Linked DNA regions of Homo sapiens: region 2 is linked to region 1. A link is a contact called in ENCODE Hi-C or POLR2A ChIA-PET data. All regions are on one chromosome and are shown on one strand. The core of a region is the stretch at or near the end of the contact, and the rest is flanking DNA. Distances in the headings are between cores, read along the strand shown.

Evidence for each region. Hi-C counts contacts between places; a loop is a spot of excess contacts on that map. ChIA-PET counts read pairs that join two places held with the same protein, here RNA polymerase II (POLR2A). Pooled maps may share reads with other maps.
Region 2: a loop to region 1 is called in a pooled map, with 17 times the contacts of the local background. The contact joins the enhancer-like site here to the promoter of PARK7 in region 1. A Hi-C loop is called at or near these places in 1 of 168 maps with a recorded cell type or tissue (HCT116) and 13 of 50 pooled maps. POLR2A ChIA-PET finds 5 or more read pairs at or near these places in 2 of 52 experiments (PC-9 and activated naive CD4-positive, alpha-beta T cell).

Annotation. Positions count from the first base shown.
Region 1 is chr1:7,956,466-7,963,155 of GRCh38, reverse strand. It overlaps PARK7 (Parkinsonism associated deglycase), which reads right to left and starts at 1,445. Exons shown (of 7, transcript NM_007262.5): 1 at 1,363-1,445; 2 at 281-393. The coding sequence starts at 370. RefSeq lists enhancers at 1,005-1,064, 1,115-1,164, 1,365-1,414, 810-1,593, 1,795-1,894 and 1 more and a silencer at 1,545-1,644.
Region 2 is chr1:8,698,815-8,705,258 of GRCh38, reverse strand. The region is part of intron 1 of RERE (arginine-glutamic acid dipeptide repeats); the gene reads left to right. Among named protein-coding and RNA genes, the nearest start is that of RERE, 120 kb to the left of the region's middle. RefSeq lists silencers at 1,606-2,225, 3,941-4,040. Within about 2 kb of position 1,863, at least 32 of the 41 ENCODE cell types and tissues checked have a DNase peak (open chromatin) inside an H3K27ac peak, as active enhancers do; they include HCT116 and PC-9, where a contact is called at or near this core.

The DNA.
Region 1 (6,690 bases), core at 196-2,695:
GGAGGCAGAGACCGAAATGAGCCAAGATCCTGCCATCGCACTCCAGCCTGGACGACAGAGCTCAAAACAAAAGAGAAATGGGTCTGAAGGAAATATGGCAAGACATTAACAAGCGTTAAATGTGAGCAGTGGATCAACAGGTATTTATTCTTATGTCATCTCTGAAATTTTGTGTATATTTGAAATATTTCATAGAGCACTTTGAATATTTTATTCAAAATGATTTAAAAATCCAAAAACATTTAAAACAGGAATGGCTAAAAATCGATGTGGGACTTACCCCAGCTCGCCTCATGACATCTACAGGGATGACCGTCTCCATTTCCTCTGCTCCTTTAGCCAGGATGACCAGAGCTCTTTTGGAAGCCATTTTTATGTTATATGTTTACAAGCCTTAAAAAAAAAAAAAAAAAAAGATTTCAAAAAACTTTCATTGCAACCCTGAGATACCCCAAAATTTAAAGTTTAGGAGCATTTTCAAGCAGAGTAAGTACTTCCTAGGGAAACGGTTTTCATAGACAACTGAATACGAAAAAAGCAGCAGTTTAGTTATCTTAACGTTGATTTGTATAGCAGTTTTAATTGCTCTGAGATGAAAACATAATGAGGGTGCTAAAAGGTGTAGTATTGCTTAGATTTTCTTCTACCATGTTCTCTTAAATCCAACTTTAATAGTATGTTGCAAATGGGTTTTTTAAAAATACAAGTACGTGGGTCTCCTGCATTTCACACAATGCGGGGAAACAGTCTTTTTTGAAGCACTGTTTCAGAGAAACGACTAAACTGAATTTCATGGGCAAAAATTTAAATGTGGTCTTTCGCAATTAACTTGTAATTTTTTGGAGGGGATTTTTGTTTTCTTAGTTATAACTGTACTAAAAAATTGTGTGTGGGGGTCAACAGTGTTAAATGTCTGAACACTTTTTTTAATGACTGAGAAAGATGGAAATCCCCTCACTGAAGTCAACCCAACTACATCTGTCTCTCTGCGCGGAGTTCTCACTGCCAACGACAGCAGCTCAACGAGGTTCCGAATTTTTTTTAGCCTATTTACAGATTATCTGGAGGGTTTACCGTCCACGCAAAACAGAGTTTAATAAAACGGCTAGCCAGTTCCATGCCGGCGAGAGGTTAGGCAGAAGATTCTGGACGCTTCAGCGTTGCCACCACGCTGGCGGTCAGTCAAATCCAACGCCAGCGACAGGGCCCGACTGGGAGGCCGGAAGCGAGGGCGGCCCCGACCCAGGCCCCGCGCCGGTTCTGAGCCAGCGGGACACCGTCCAGCACAGGGACACCGTCCAGCACCCCCACGCCGCCCAGCGCCACGGCCCACACATGCGCCGCGCCCCCGCTGGCGCTGACCTGCACCCCGCGCCTCTTCCTGCGGACGCGGCGCCCCGGCCCGTTGGGTACCACTCACCCCACACCAGGCTGAAAATGAACGCACGCCAGCACGCACGCGCGCCGTCCGGCCTCCCTCAGCCCCACACTGCGCAGACTCACGCCGCCTTGGCCTCACGCTGCGTCACGTCCGGCCGAGTCTACCTCGGACTGAGGCGGGGGTGGCACCGGGGAGTTTCTAGCTGGACAGCCCTGGGTGAGGCGGCTCGGTCCCACATGGTACCCCCCACGAATGGCACAGTCCGGCCTGCCCCGGCGCCCGCGGGGCTTAACAGTCTCTACCGCCACCCTCCGTGAGGAGCCGGTCTCTGGAACTGCCGAGGGACTGGGGTTGTCAGAGGGGTTCCTTAGTTCGCGCTCCGTGCACGCCTGCTCCCTTTGCGTTGTTCCTTTTCTGGCGCGCCTTCCCGTTTCGCCTCTGGTCTGTTAGGACTCTGGTCCAGGCCTCCCGGACCTCTCCCCCACGCCTGGTCTCCCGATCTCGGGCGACTCTGCCGCATTTATTCACACCCGGATGTCTCAGGGGTGTGAGTTTTTTTCTCAGCATTGTTTGTTTTCTTTAACGATCCTGATGCTGCTGCACCCACAGGACTAGAGCAGTGCTGCGCACATAAGTCTAATAAGTACCAAGTTGGTCAGATGTATTTACATCATAATCTCAAGTTGTATTTATTGATATGTAAGAGACGTATGTGTTTTCTGGGTACATGTGGTATTTTGATACTTTCATATAATGTGTAATGATTAAATCAGGGTAAATGAGATCTCTATCACCTTAAACATTTGTCTTTATACTGGGAACATTCCAGTTACTCTCTTCAATAATAACATTTTAAAATATACAACAGATTACTGTTAACTATAGTCACCCTACAGAACTCTGCCAACGCTAGGTCTTATTCCCTCTTAAGGAGAGCACAGATCACCTGGTGACCATCAAGCAGGCCCCTTATCTGAGGAATTTAGAAGTAATTAGATATCCCTATTATCTAAAGTTGGCACCTGGTACCAGGTTAAATCAAAGGAAATAGTTAAAGCCCAAAATTCTTGAATGAGCTTAGAAGGATCCTGGCTAAATGAACGCAACTTGGATTGAATTTGCAAAAAATGAGACATTCGAAAAGGGACATGAAAAATCCACCGCGGCATGCTCAGTTCTCTCTTGCTGAGGCTGCACTCTTCTGCAGCGTTCTAATAAAACTTTCCTTTTTCAAACCTATATTGTTGTCGATAAATTCTTCTTACCAACCAGCAAGTCGACCACTTTCTGATGCTGGGGCTCTTGACACCTTGCCCAGCACTTCTACCAATTTTTGTACCTATTAATCACCCTGTTCATCCCCTTCTCCTGGCTACCCTTCCTGGCCTCTGGTAACCACCAACTTATCTTCATGATATCCACTTTTCAACTTCCCATTTATGAGTGAAATCATGTGATGCTTGTCTTTCTTTGCCTGGCTTGTTTCACTTAACATAATGACCTCCAGTTCCATCAATGTTGTTGCAAATAGGATTTTATTATTTTTTATGGCTGAATAGTATTCATTGTGTATATTTACATTTTATTTATCCAGTCATCCATTGATGAACATTTTGGTTGATTCCATATTTTGACTGTTGTGAACAGTGCTACAATAAGCATAGGAGTGCAAATATCTCTTTGATATATTGATTTTCTTTCTTTTTTTTTTTTTTTGAGACTCCATCTTGCTCTGTCGCCTAGCCTGAAGTGCAGTGGCACCATCTTGGCTCACTGCAACCTCTGCCTCTGTGTTGAAACAATTCTCGTGCCTCAGTCTTTCGAGTAGCTGAGACTACAGGTGTGTGCCACCATGCCTGGCTAATTTTTGTATTTTTAGTAGAGACAGGGTTTTACTATGTTGGCCAGGCTGGTCTTGAACTCCTGACCCCAAGTGATCTGCCTGCCTCGGCCTCCCAAAGTGCTGGGATTATAGGCGTGAGCTACCGTGCCTGGCCCTTCCTTTCTTTTTGGTATATACCGGTAGTGGGATTGCTGGATCATATGGTAGTTATGATTCCAGAACTTATGATTTCTCAGAAGTTAATCTTCTGAGGATTCCATATTGTTTTCCATAGTGGCTGCACTAATTGAGATGCTCGCCAACAGTGTATGAGGTTCCTTCTTCACATCCATCTCAGCATGTTATTCCCTTTTTGATAAAGGCCATTTTAACTGGGATGAGATGATATCTTACTGTCTTTATTTGCATTTCTCTGATTAGTGACATTGAGCCCTTTTTCATATCTCTTGGCCATTTGTATCTCTTCAGAAATGTCTATTCAGATCTTTTGCCCACTTTTAAATCTGATTGTTTTCTTGCTATTGAGCTCCTAATATATTCTAGTCATTAGTCCCTCATCAAATGGATAGTTTGCAAATATTTTCTCCCATTCTGTGTGTTGTCTCTTTGCTTTGTTGTTTCCTTTGCTGTGCATATACTTTTTAGTTTGATGTAATTCCATTTGTCTGTTTTTGCTTTTGTTGTCTGTGCTTTGAGGTCTTTGCCCAGATCAATACCCTGGAACATTTCCCCAGTGTTTTCTTTCTTTTCTTTTCTTTTTTTTTTTTTTTTGAGATGGAGTCTCGCTCAGCCGCCTAGGCTGGAGTGCAGTGGCGCAATCTTGGCTCACTGCAACCACTGTCTCCTGGGTTCAAGCGATTCTCTGTCTCAGCCTCCCGAGTATCTGGGATTACAGGCACCCTCCATCATGCCTGTCTAATTTTTGTATTTTAGTCCAGACAGGGATTCACCATGTTTCCCAGGCTGGTCTCGAACTCCTAACCTCAGGTGATCCACTTGCCTCAGCCTCCCAAAGTGCTGGGATTACAGGTGTGAGCCACCGTGCCTGGCCCCCCCCCCCCCAGTGTTTTCTTCTAGTAATTTCTTTTCTTTTCTTTTTTTTTTTTTTTTGAGACAGAGTCTCGCTCTGTTGCCCAGGCTGGAGTGCAATGGTGCAATCTCAGCTCATTGCAACCTCCGCCTCCCAGGTTCAAGCAATTCTCCCACCTCAGCCTCTAGAGTAGCTGGGATTGCAGGCACCTGCCATCATGCCTGGCTAATTTTTGTATTTTTAGTAGAGATGAGCTTTCACCATGTTGGCCAGGCTAGTCTCAAACTCCTGACCTCAAGTGATCTGCCCACCTCGGCCTCCCACAGTGCTGGGATTACAGGTGTGAGCCACAGCACCTGGCCTAAATACATCAGTGTTTTTAAGGTTTCAATTTAGATATTAAAATCGCGTTTCTGGCCAGGCGCGGTGGTGCGTGCCTGTAATCCCAGCACTTTGGGAGGCCAAGGTGGGCAGATCACGAGGTCAAGAGATCGAGACCATCCTGGCCAACATGGTGAAACCCGGTCTCTACTAAAAATACAAAAATTAGCTGGGCATGGTGGCTTGCACCTGTAGTCCCAATTACTCGGGAGGCTGAAGCAGGGGAATTGCTTGAACCTGGGAGGCGGAGGCTGAAGTGAGCTGAGATCGCACCACTACACTCCAGCCTGGGTGACAGAGCGAGACTCTTGTCTCAAAAAAAAAAAAAAAATCACGTTTATTTTCTTTGTTTTGTTTTTGTTTTTGTTTTGAGACAGAGTCTTGCTCTGTCATCCAGGCTGGCGTGTAGTGGCACCATCTCGGCTCACTGCAACCTCTGTCTCCCAGGTTCAAGCAATTCTCGTACCTCAGTCTCCCGAGTAGCTGGGACTACAGGCGTGCACCATCATGCCCAACTAATTTTTGTATTTTTATTAGAGACGGGGTTTCACCATGTTGGCCAAACTGGTCTCAAACTCCTGACCTCAAGTGATCTGCCCACCTCGGCCTCCCAAAGTGCTGGGATTACAGTTGTGAGCCACTGCACCTGGCCACATTTATTTCAAGAAATAAATTTTTTGTTAGTTTACAAAGCACTTTGGTATATTTCATGTGATTCTTACAATGATGGTGAGTGTGTTATTTTATTTAATTTTAAAAATTGGAGCTGTGCGGGGTGTCTCATCCCAACACTCTGGGAGGCCGAGGCGGGAGGATTGTTTGAGCCCAGGAGTTGGGGACCAGCCTGGACAACATGGCAAGACCCTGTCTCTACAAAAAATTTTAAAAATTACACGCCTATGGGTCCCAGCTACTTGAGAGGCTGACAGCGCAGCGGGGGAATCACTTGAGCCCAGGAGGTCAAGGCTGCAGTGGGTCATGATCTCATGCCACTGCACTCCAGGCTGGATGACAGAGTGAGACTGTGTCTCTAAAAAAAAAAAAAAAAAATGTGAATAATTGATGAACACTGAACTTGTGCAAAAGTCTGAAATGTCTTTAATCATATGACATTTAAGAAGAAACTTTTAGGAGTTCTGGAATGACTTCACTTTTGGCTATTTGCAAAGGAAGCAGCTGTGAAGGAGTGTGGAAAACAGGAATGACAGAGAAAGAGGAAAGACAAGTGGTCAGATGTGTGCTTCTAGAACCAAGGAGGGATACAGTTAGATGGAAGGAAAACCAAAAGAAGACAGGCTTTTTTGATCCAGTCTGCGTGGTAAACTTTTTTTTTGAGTCTCTCTGTCACCCAGGCTGGAGTGTGGGGGCATGATCTTAGCTCACTGCAACCTCTGCCTCCGGGGTTCAAGTGATTCCCCTGCCTCAGACTCCTGAGTAGCTGGGGTTACAGGCAAGCACCACCACGCCCAGCTAAATTTTCTGTGTTTTTAGTAGAGACAGGGTTTTACCATGTTGGTCAGGCTGGTCTCAAACTCCTGACCTCAAGTGATCCACCAGCCTCGGCCTCCCAAAGTGCTGGGATTACATGCGTGAGCCACCGAGCCCGGGCCCCGTGGTAAACTCCTAAAAGGAGTCACCAATGCTCCTGCTCCTGGTCTGCTACAGCATGAGACAGCCACGATAGCCTAAAGATGACAGATGTTTCAGCAGTGAGAGCCAGAGAGAATGAACTGGAGTTAACATTCCTGAGACATACGCATCACCATCAAGACCTGAAATGGACCACAGTCAGCATTAATTCTTACCAAGTGAATACACTGCACAGTTTTAAAAAGTCAAGTATTACTTGCGGCAGATTGGATTATTTTTCAGAAATAGTCACTCCCCTTCCACCTGCATGGGTGGAGTCTACTTCCTGTCCCTTGATTTTGGGTTTGGCCTTGTTTTGGTCCATGGAATGTTAACAGACACCTGTAACAAAGCCTTGAAAAGTCTGCCCTGATTATTAGGTTGTGCTCTTCTACTTTTGAATTGCTGTAGGAAGAGCTTTTCCCC
Region 2 (6,444 bases), core at 614-3,113, 740 kb before region 1:
TGGCATAAAATGCTGTCAAAGCATTTAGAATCCCTGAGAGACTAGGTACAGTATGAATTCAGAATAGAGCGGTTTGCTTCTTCTCACCAGCCTTTTCCAACTCACTATAAACTGGCACTTTTAAAATGGTCTGTAGAAAAGAAAAAAGAAATTCTTTTCAGCCTGTGCCATGTGTCTGGATATAGCTGGTTAGAAAATTGGAAGTGTGTCCAAGTACAGGAGTAGCTTTGTAGCAAGGCTTTAGGATCAATTTCATCTCTGACATATATGGAGTAATCTCATAGCCACTTGGATATGAAGCAGATTTTCAAGTCACAGGTCCCCCTCAGGATGGTTTCACTGAGGAATGGTGTTTAGTGGAGCTTATAGCAGAGCTAGATTTGCACTACAGACCATCTCTGATTTGTATTGATCACAGCCACCTTTCAGGGGGGCAAAGACATTATGCCTCATCAGCTCTTGCTCTCAGTACATGTGCTGTGTTAGGAGTTTGAGACAGATATTTCTATGTCCTGTAGAATAACTTGATTTGTCTTTAAAGAGAGACCAGCAGAGTTATCTTTAAATAGCAAACATGCATGTGCATGTCTGTTTGGCTGTCTGTGGCAACAAAGCAGGACCCCTGGGTTCTATTCAGCCTGGCCCCACCCCCATCTTGTTGAGAGACTATAGGCAAATCACTTTAATCTGTCTAAATTTCTCTGTTTATTGGAAAGAGAGTACCTGATAATGCAGCCACTTTATAGGGCCTTGGAAAGTCTAATTAACATTTATGAAGCTATTTGAGAGTTCCATGAAACTTGCCTGGAAGGGGAAAGGTGTAATAGTGAAGATACCAGAAGTAATCATTTAAATTTTCAGCTTGTACCTTTCTAATTTGGGTTGACACTGAGTGAACTTAATAGTTAGAATTTGTATTTTATAGGAATACATTTAAAAAATTCCTATACAATGTCTTTGGGAGGACAAAATGATCTTGGCTATCACCACTAGAGAATACATGCTTTAAATGTACTTTAATTTTAATAAAATTTAGCAAGTTGATATATATATTTTTTACCAGAATTAATTGTGGGTGGGTAAGAAATTAGTTTGAAATTAACAGTTGGTAATCTGTTAAGATTCACATAAAAATTGAATTAATGAGGGAGTTTGGAATCTGGTAGCTGGTAGGTTATATGTTTATTTAAAGCCACATGGTAAGGAATGTGCACTTATTTTGCTTCCTTATTAGATGAATTTCAATCATGCACAATTTAAGCTATGTCTTGTCTAACAGATGGATCTTTATTTACTTGTGGAAAAGGGATTGGTGAGATTTTTAAACAAATGGCTTGCAGAGAATTCTTAATGTGTAAGGAAAACTGGGGTCAGAAGTGTTCTTTGACACGAAACAATGCTGCTTTCTCCCGGTGCATCTTTGAAATAAATGTTTAGCTTGTCTGTGATTGTTGGTTGTTTCATCTGCATTTATTAGACGTCAGAGGTGGTTGGCATTAATATTCCTGGCAGAAGCAGAGGCAGCTCTAGGATGTGTGAAATGCTGATCACTCACAGGGATGCGCTGCCTCTTTAATATCTTGCTTGCAGATGCATTTTCTAGCTGACCACGCTATTAAGAGCTGCCATCAATCACGCAGGCTCCCAGTTCCGGCTGTCGGAGGGGAGGGAGGATTGGAGCGGGTGGAGGCTGGCCAAGCAACGAAGGAGATAAAATTGCAGCTGGCATTGTGTGTGCGCGCGCCCGCGGCGGCGGCCAGCAGGGGTGCGCGCGGAGCGGGCTGGGCTCCAGCCCGGGTTTTGCCGGCCGCCGCCGTCGCGGGGAGTCTGCTCTTTCTCTCCCGGCGTCTGGGTCACCGGCATGTGGCAGTGCTGGCCCGGCCTCCCGGGCTGAAGGAGTGCGAGCTGAGTGCCGCGGCCGTGGGCAGCAGGCTCGGGCCAGGGCGGCCGCCTCCCTAGCCGCGGGCGGGGCCCCGCGCGGCCACCGCCTCCCGGAGCCGCCAAGCCGCCGGGACCTGCGCCCGCGCCGCGGTGCCCTGCGGCCGCTCAGGCCTCCTTTTGTTTTAGCAAGTGCACTTCACTCCCCGGGCCCCCACCTGCCCGCCTGCGCCGCCCCTTTCCGCGGGTCCGGAGTTGGCGGGGCCCTGCGCCGGAGGAGGAGGACCAGGCCCGCGGGCTCAGCTCTCGCCGCCAGCGGGCCGCAGGCAAGTGGCCGGCGGCCTCGTGCGTCGAGGGGGACGCGAATCTCGGGCCAGAAAGTTGGACAAGTGCGGGCGGGGGGCTCGGGGTGGGTGCACGGAGTGTTCCAGCCGACCCTAGAAAGATGGAACTCGGGTGTTCCTAAGAATGATGATGGCTTTCCAGGAACGGGGAGTCAGTATTTGCCGTGTCCCATTGCATTTCTGTTGGGCTCACTAGTTTTTAAGTAGCCCCAAACTCTTGAAATCTCAGTTAATTAAATCGAACAGAAAACATTTTTTTGAGGGGGGAGAGAAAACACTATTTAAAAATACATGTATATGTATATATTTTTATTTTTTTCTTCTGAAAGGAAAGTGCTTTTGAAGCCGAGTATAATGCAGAAGTCGCTCTTTGATCAGAAACTTCATTGCTTTACTGTGGAATAAACAAGTTTAAAAATAAAATGAATTTGATGGACTTGATTTGAGGCTACTTAAGTGACAAATGAAATTTTCTTCTTGGACCGAACTACTGTTATTTTGCCAGAGTAGCTAAAATGCGGAGGTACTCTTGACGATTGTTTTACGTTTAAATTGTTAAAAGAATTTTTTAGTGTGGGATGCTGTCTTCCTTGTTTCTCCTCTCTTGTTTACTCAACTCTTGTTTTCTGAAACTGTAGGGAGACCTGCTTGACCACTTTTTGTTTGCTGAGAAGGAAACTCCTGTAATAGGTTACTTTGTTTTACTTGCAGCCCTTAAGCGTCCCTGGCGCACATGTGCCCCGCGCTCTGTGGGCATTGTTTGGCTGGAGGCCTCTCAGCCACACGGAAAATCTAAAAAATGGTCTGTGAATGAACACGGGTGTCTACAGAGAAATTCCATTTTCCCTTTGTGCCTCTGTGTTTTAAGATTGAGACACTGAGTAAAAGTTGAGAACAGATTTAACAAAGTCCTCACAATTCTGTGCCAAAATTACTGTTTTGAGTTCTGGCTTTTTTTTTTTTTTCCTCTTTCTGGAAACTCCAAATTTAAAGTAGACATGATTTGAAACCTTACAGATGGGAACAATATCCCATGTAAGCACGTTGATCTGTGGGCAATTATTTCCAGAAGCACAACCAACTCTACATTTTTATGCATGTGTTAGACTTGGGCTCTGAGAGGCAGTTGCCTTTCTGAATATTTACATTGCCTAGTAAATTACACAAGGCAGATTTTTAGATGCTTAACAGCAGCTTCACAATAGTGTGGGGGCAGCAGAGTTGAGCTTGTATTTTTTTTTTCTAACTCTGTAATTTAGTAGTGTTTAAACTATTTTATAAAGATCCCTGGGACCAGTGAAAGATGGTTTTTCAGTCCAGAGCAGTTGAGCGCTCATTGTACTCCGGCAGGCGCTGGCGCTTGGCAGGCTGCACTTGAAATGTTATTTGATCTGGTTGCATGATAGAATTGACCAAGATTACACTTTTTCCCTCCCCGTGGCTGATGAAAGCAATGCATCTGCGAGAAGTGTTCAATAACATATTTAAAGACTTAACCCACATTCATTCACTCTAAGATTTCCAGAAAAAGGCCGTTTAGATTTTTGTCTTGTTTTGTGGTTTTTGCATTTATGAATTGAGGCAAGAGCTGACGTAATGTAGCTGTACCACTTCCTTTGTGTGTGTGTTTTTATAGCGTATAGGATATGTTACAATCTACATGGTTGTGATTATTTTTGAAATGCCTGAGAGAGGGAGGGAGGGAGTGTGTGCGTGTGTGTGTGTGTGTGTGTGTGTGTGTGTGTGTGTATTCCCCTCACCCCCATCCCGGTGCCTTCAGCTATATGGCAATTCATTTTTTACATTGTAGGTTAGGGGAGGGAAGACTGTGATGGTAAACCCCATCAACGTATCAGTAAGGCTCAGTGAATTGCCTGTGTGTGATGCAGACTAGCTTTTCATTTTAACTAGTGCAACTGTGTACAGCTGTTAGGTCAGAATGCATTGGCTGCTCCTACAGGGTAGTTTTATCTTACACTGAAGGTTTTATGGACTTGACTGGTTGTGTTTCTTAATCCCTCTCCCATGCCACCGTGCTTGCTTTTAAGCAAGTGATAGAACAAGACAAGCTTTTGTTTACTTATTTAATAGTTGACTTGTGAGAGATTTATTTTTGATTTTGAGGAAATTGGTAAACCATGTAACTTATTAGTAGGTATTATATTTACCATGCTTTTCCAAGGCCAAAGGGTTTTGCTTGCTATTGTGTAGGCTGAGAAGCCGATGGAGCCATCCATTTTATAATGACATAGGAAGCCAATATTTTGTGTAAAAATCAACAATGAAAAATGGGTTCTTTGTTAACTAGTCTAGGATTAGTTTGTAAAACTCAAGCAGAAATAAATGTTGGCATCATTGGAGATAAGGTGGCTAGAATGTTTCCCCCTTGTCTCTTACCTCTCGTTACATTGTACAAAAGGACTTGAGCAACCCATTGACCAACAGCAGTTTGGCCATGGGCTGGGTGGCACATAGAAGCTTTTAGACGTGTCTGCTCAGGGGCATGTGTGGCCAACTTGATATTTTATAGTGTTATTGTTTCAAGTTATTAGAAAGTATTTATGAGTAGATTTGAGTCTTTTCAGGCTTTTCAGGCTGTAACATAGATTGTAATGTGACTGACATGGGTTCTCAGTGGTCTGGTCTCTTTACTGTCTGCTTTCCTGTTGAGTAGATACTACTGTCCAGAGCTGTTATTATCTACTGCATTTATTTTTATTTTTATTTTTTTTGAGTTGGAGTCTCACTCTGTCACCCAGGCTGGAGTGCAATGGCATGGTCTCGGCTCACTGCAGCCTCCGTCTCCCGGGTTCAAGTGATTCTCCAGCCTCAGCCTCCTGAGTAGCTGGGACTACAAGCGTGTGCCACCACGCCTGGCTAATTTTTGTATTTTTAGTAGAGATGGGGTTTCACTATGTTGGCGAGGTTGGTCTCGAACTCCTGACCTTGTGATCCACTCGCCTCGGCCTCCCAAAGTGCTGGTATTACAGGCATGAGCCACTGCGCCTGGGCTATCCATTGCATTTTTAAAAAGGAGCAAAAGTCGTAGAAACAAACTTGATTGAAATCTGTTTATGACTAAAGCTGATATTATAAATGTGGTACCTTTGTGTCAGAGGCCCAGTTTGCTGATAGAAGATGGGGGCTGAGGGTTGTTGGGGCGGAGTGGGATCTCGTGGGGGTGGCTGGGTAGAAAGAGAGCTTGTCTTAGACTAAGATACTTTTTAATTCATTGGAGAAATTGGTCCATCTTCAGACAACCTGGAATGAAGCAGTAGAGTGCAGTATTTTCTAGAAAACGTGATAATTTCATTGTAACTTATATAGAAAATGTTTTCTCTAATTAAAAGAAGTTAAAACATTCAGATTGGCAACAGACTGCTGAATCCAAGGAATAATGGAGGGAAGTAGGTATCCTACATCCAATTCAAACAGGTTATATCACAAGTTCATTTGTAAGTCTTTTTCCAGGTTGTTATCCAATTCCACATATTAATGATGATTGGGGTCTTAGACTTTCCCTCTAAAATCTAATTAATCCATGAAATAGTTGACATACTTAAATATTTGTAATAAAACAGAATAATGTTGATGCTTAGTCAATAGGAAAATTAGCATAATTTTACTCAATTTTTAATGTTATCATTGAACTCTGGTGTAATTCATTAATTTATTCAGTACAGCGTAGTGGTAAATAGTTAGGCTGTCTGAGTTTGAGTTCTATTCTTAGTTTACCACTTACTCACTGTGATACCTGGGGTAAGTTATTTAACCTCTGTGACTGTTTTCTCATACCAGAAAATAATGAGTCTACCTAGAGGGTTTACGAAATGCTTTAGGACCATGCTTAGCATGGGAAAACAGTGAATAGTTAACATAGTGAGCACTAATTATGTACTAGGTACTGTTTTAGTTGCTGAAGATACAAAAAAGATGAAGTCTCTGTTCTCATAGCATTTATTTTCCAGTGGAGGAGGACAAAACAAATAAAAATGAGCATGATGATTCGTGAAACTTACAAACATAATTTCTGAGCAGGTTAGTGAGCCATGATTGCACCACTGCACTCCAGCCAGAGTGACAGGGCAAGACCCTGTCTCATTGAAAAACAAAAAAGAAGAAAACATTTAATTTTAGAGTATTAATCAGAAGCTTCTTGTTAAGATAATAAGAATATAATGGGTAAGTATGGGAGATCATTATAAAAGTAAAGTGTTGGGGC